Linked DNA regions of Homo sapiens: region 2 is linked to region 1. Evidence: read pairs that join two places in POLR2A ChIA-PET (ENCODE). Cell type or tissue: PC-9. All regions are shown on one strand.

What was found. ChIA-PET counts read pairs that join two places held together with the same protein. Peaks named below come from ENCODE experiments on the same cell type or tissue, not always from the same donor. Only the 100,000 strongest peaks of a DNase experiment are listed, where the experiment ranks them.
Region 2: POLR2A ChIA-PET joins it to region 1 with 13 read pairs; 2 of 35 experiments call an interaction of 5 or more read pairs at or near these places.

The regions. Positions count from the first base shown.
Region 1 is chr17:75,153,533-75,156,032 of GRCh38, reverse strand. JPT1 (Jupiter microtubule associated homolog 1) reads left to right here and starts at 1,521. Exons shown (of 5, transcript NM_016185.4): 1 at 1,521-1,691. The coding sequence starts at 1,636. RefSeq lists an enhancer at 438-1,033 and a silencer at 1,686-1,925. In PC-9, no CTCF peak of the experiment used is centred here; DNase peaks (open chromatin) are centred at 652 and 1,372; H3K4me3 peaks cover 1,426 bases; H3K27ac peaks cover 675 bases.
Region 2 is chr17:74,420,032-74,422,531 of GRCh38, reverse strand. No RefSeq gene overlaps it. Among named protein-coding and RNA genes, the nearest start is that of GPRC5C, 11 kb to the left of the region's middle. In PC-9, no CTCF peak of the experiment used is centred here; no DNase peak of the experiment used is centred here.

The DNA.
Region 1 (2,500 bases):
AGCCTGGGCGACAGAGCAAGACTCTGTCTCAAAAAAAAAAAAAAAAAGCTAAGATTTTGGCTAGATGCGGTGGCTTACACCTGTAATCCCAGCACTTTGGGAGGCCAAGGAGCATGGATCACCTGAGGTCAGGAGTTTGAGACCAGCCTGGCCAATATGGTGAAACGCCGTCTCTACTAAAAATACAAAAATTAGTCAGGGGTGGTGGCGCACGCCTGTAGTTCCAGCTATTACGGAGGCTGAGGCAGGAGAATCGCTTGAACCTGGGAGGTGGAGGTTGCATTGAGCGCCATTGCACTCTAGCCTGGGTGACAAGAGCGAAACTCCACTTCAAAAACAAAAAAAAAAAAGAAAGGAAAAAAAGAAGGGAAGATTCTAACACAAACAAGTGGTGCGCTTCGTGCTGTTGTGGTAAGCACATAAATGCATCATCCGTGCTTTCTAGAACAGAACTTCTCACTGGCTTTTCATGAAAGCCCGGGGGGGGAGGGTGGTTAACCTAGACTGCCCAGAATACAAACTTCCAACTACCTGAAAGGTGGCTTTGCAAAGAGGAATGTGGTTCAATTATTATGGAAATATTGAGACAAGCAAAGACATCTGCCTTGAGGAAATATGCAAGACATGAGAAGGGCCTGCCCTCTTTTGCCCAAGGCTTTCCTATTATGATCTTGTAAACCATCATTCCTGAATCCTCCAAGTGTGTCTGCATTTGTCGCATGGATAGATTTACCCAGACAGGTGGAAGAGTCATGACTTAAGGGTTATAAACAGCTGCAGAGGCCTGAGCTGCTTCCATAGTCTTGGTAGCAGGGAATGAGTCCATTCCTGGTGCCAGGCATTAACCAGCCTTAGAATAGGCCCCCAAATAGGAGCGACTGTAATTTTGGTCCAGTACATGCACCACCCATTACAACTAAACAGTAACATTAAAATGTAAGGAATTTCCAGTCCTTTTAAAAGGGATCATCTTGGTGCGCTCTCTGTTGCTGACTCATTGTGCGGCTGCTTTGAGACTATTAGGTTTCTAAATGGGACACACAGTAGGTATTCAACAGATAAATGTCAACTTGTTGCAGTACTTTTCATCCTTTAAGGAGGATGCCCTTACTATCCCACCATCAGTAAAGCAAATGAGAGAACAGTAACAGTGACAAATCTCCCTTCTGCTTGCCGAGGTTGTAACTCCCCAAGAAAGAGCTTCCCCCTCTGTCAGGTAACGTTTTACAGTGACAGCCAGCACGACTTCCACCCAGCGCGAGGTAGATTCGCCTTCCGTCCAATCATCGCCGAGATTTTGGGGTGGGGGAGGGGAGAGAGTCCCAAGGCCTTCCCAGTCCAGGAAGGGGGCGGGCTTAGGCTGAGCCGTGGCCGCCACAGCCCATCGTAATGCCGCATGGTGCTTGGCACTCCAGAGAGCCAATAGGAATGAAAGAATTCATTTGAATCGGCCAATGCCGGCGGGTTAGGGGGCGGGGGTTGAAAACCCTATAAAGGCGTCGATCGGCCGGACAGGCGGCAGCGGCGGCTCCTGCAGCGGTGGTCGGCTGTTGGGTGTGGAGTTTCCCAGCGCCCCTCGGGTCCGACCCTTTGAGCGTTCTGCTCCGGCGCCAGCCTACCTCGCTCCTCGGCGCCATGACCACAACCACCACCTTCAAGGGAGTCGACCCCAACAGCAGGAATAGCTCCCGGTGAGGCGACCGGGTCGCGCCCGAGCCGCGCGGGGCTGAGGGGCTGGGAGGGCCGCTGCCGGCGGGGCCTCGCGCCGGTCGTTGCGGGTAACGAGCCCCGTGCGCTGTGCTCGCGCCGGGGCGGGTGGCGGGGTTCTGCCGTCGGCGCCGCCTTTGTGCCGCCTGGCGAGCCCTGCGCGCCGGCCCCACCCGGGTCCCTGCTGCTCTCCATTCATTCCTTCCACGGAGTCAGGGGCTGAGGAGGCCGGGGCTGGTCGCCCCTCGGAGCACGGCCGGTTTTCGTTAATCGGAACCTTCGGGGAGGGCTTCGCTTTCTCCTGTGTGCATCCCGGCTGGTGCATCCCCAGGGTGGTGGGCTTGGCCCCCCAGGTGCCCGGGGATCCTTTAGGGCCCCATGCATGGTCAGGTCCTATTGTCCCATTGATGGGCCACGCGCTCCTGTCTCTCCCCCGTGGCATGCGGTTGGTCTCGCTCTCGCGCGCAGCCATTGGATCCGGAGACCGGATCGATCAGGTCCGGCGGGCTCCTTACCCTCGCCGTGCCCCCACTCCTTATTCGGACCTACCTGACAGGTGCATGTGTGGTCGAGCGGGGCTGGTCATCGCGACCCTTCACCCCCCATTGAGGACCCAATCGTTCTTCCCCTCTTCGAAGTGCCTCCCCTCTTCCAAGTGTCTCCCCTTCCTAACAAAGGAAAGACCCCTTCTCCCCATCCCTGCGCTCATTTCTAAGGCGGGGGGCGGGGGCGGGCGCGGGGAACGAGCCAACCCGAGTGGGTTTTCTGCGCTTAAACCTTCGGACCGTGGCCT
Region 2 (2,500 bases), 730 kb after region 1:
CTGCTTCTTGGAGAAACAGGGATCAGCGTAGGGTAGGGCCAAGGTGAGGTGGCACAGAGGGGTCCACAATGAAACCTTCTAGAAAATTAGAGCCTTGGCCGGGTGTGGTGGCTCACGCCTGTAATCCCAGCACTTTGGGAGGCCAAGGAGGGTGAATCACCTGAGGTCAGGAGTTAGAGACCAGCCTGACCAACATGGAGAAACCCCATCTCTGCTAAAAATACAAATTAGGCGGGTATGGTGGCACATGCCTGTAATCCCAGCTACTCAGGAGGCTGAGGCAGGAGAATTGCTTGAACCTGGGAGGTGGAGGTTGTGGTACGCTGAGGTCGCACCATTGCACTGCAGCCTGGGCAACGGAGCGAAACTCCATCTCAAAAAAAAGAAAATTCGAGCCTTGGCCAGGCGTGGTGGCTCACGTTTGTAATACCAGAACTTTGGGAGGCTGAGGCAGGTGGATTGCTTGAGGCCAGGAGTTCAAGACCAGCCTGGTGAACATGGTGAAACCCCATCTCTACTAAAAATACAAAAATTAGCTGGGCGTAGTGGCAGGCAACTGTAATCCCAGCTACTCAGGAGGCTGAGGCAGGAGAATCGCTTGAATCCAGCAGGCAGAGGTGGCAGTGAGCCAAGATCATGCCACTACACTCCAGCCTGGGTGAGTGAGTGGGACTCCATCTCAAAAAAAAAAAAAAAAAAGAAAGAAAGAAAGAAAAGAAAAGAAAACGAGAGCCTTACATTTCTTTTTCTCTATTCTTCCCTGTTTTTTGCCTTACCACTATTGAAAAGATAATTAAAGGATTAGGCATCGCCTCCTTTCTTGTGCCCTCTTTCCCCCTTCCCAAAATACTTCCCATGCCTGTCTGAAGTCATCCCTATGAAAACATGGTTCCTGGGAGTTCTAGATTCACCTTCTTCGCAATCTCCTGTAAGCTTTATTAAGACCATAACCTGGCCCAGTGTGGTGGCTCATGCCTATAATCCCAGCACTTTGGGAGGCCAAGGCAGGAGGATTGCTTGAGCCGAGGAGTTTGAGAACAGACTCAGTGACATAGCAAGACCCCGTTTCTTAAAAAAATACAAAAATAAGCTGGATATAATGGTGCATGCCTGTGTTTCCAGCCACTTGGGAGACCGAGAGAGGAGGATCGCCTGAGCCCGGGAGGTCAAGGTTGCAATGAGCCGAAATCCTGCCACTGCACTCCAGCCTGGGTCACAAAGTGAGACCTTGTCTCAAAAAAACGAAAAATGAATGAATTTTAAAAAGACTATTACCCACTGTATAAAACACCCTTAATATAAGTAACTCCACCTTAGAAAAACATTTCATTTTATATTTCATAGAGTACTTTCCCAACGAGAATAAGATGTTTTGCTTGGCCAGGTGCCGTGTCTCATGCCTGTACTTCCAGCAATTTGAGAGGCCTTGGAGGATGGATTGCTTGAGCCCAGGAGTTTGAGACCAGCCTGGGCAACATGGCAAAACCCCGTCTCTACCAAAATACAAAAATTAGCTGGGTGTGGTGGCGTGCACCTGTAGTCCCAGCTACTCAGGAGGCTGATGCAGGAGGATCGCTTTAGCCCAGTAGGCAGAGGTTACAATGAACCAAGATCGCACCACTGCTCTCCAGCCTGGGCAACAGAGTGAGACCCTGTCCCTTGACCCCCAGAAAAGTTTTGCTTAATAAATCAACAAACAAAGACTGCATCCAACCAGATAAGGATGGACAAAGAAGCACACTCTCACGATCAGTTCTCACCAAAGGATTCTGTAACCATTAAAAGAGCAGGCCTTCGGCCAGGCGCGGTGGCTCACGCTTGTAATCCCAGCAGTTTGGGAGGCTGAGGCGGGTGGGTCACCTGAGGTCAGGAGTTCGAGACCAGTCTGACCAACATGGAGAAACTCCATCTCTACTAAGAATACAAAAACTAGCTGGGTGTGGTGGCGCATGCCTGTAATCCCGGCTCCTCAGGAGGCTAAGGCAGGAGAATCGCTTGAACTCAGGAGGCGGAGGTTGCAGTGAGCCGAGATTGTGCCATTGCACTCCAGCCTGGGCAACAAGAGTGAAACCTCAGTTTCAGGGAAAAAAAAAGAGCAGGCCTTCTTCTAGTGGTCCTAGCACAGCCTTGCACTGCCTCCTGATAACAACCCAGTCTCTGCCTTCGAAGCCTCTACCACATCAAAGACTCTTCCTTGCAGGACTGAAGAGCAGGGCCCAGACCAGGACTCCTTTTGTCTTCTTTGCTCCTGCTGGACTGGTTTGTTAACTCTTTCTCCTATCTCTCTCCTCTCGATGTTAAATGCTACTTTGTTTGTTGTGGAATGGTTAATGTATAACGTGTATATATTGCTTAAGTGTATTATTATGTATGGTTTGCAGTATTGATGGACCCATATGTGCGGCTCTAAGTACAGGCGAACGGGAAGTACTAAGGAGAATTGCCTCCTTGGGAACTCCATGTAGCTCATGGCTTTTGTGATTGAAATGCGTCAGTAAAA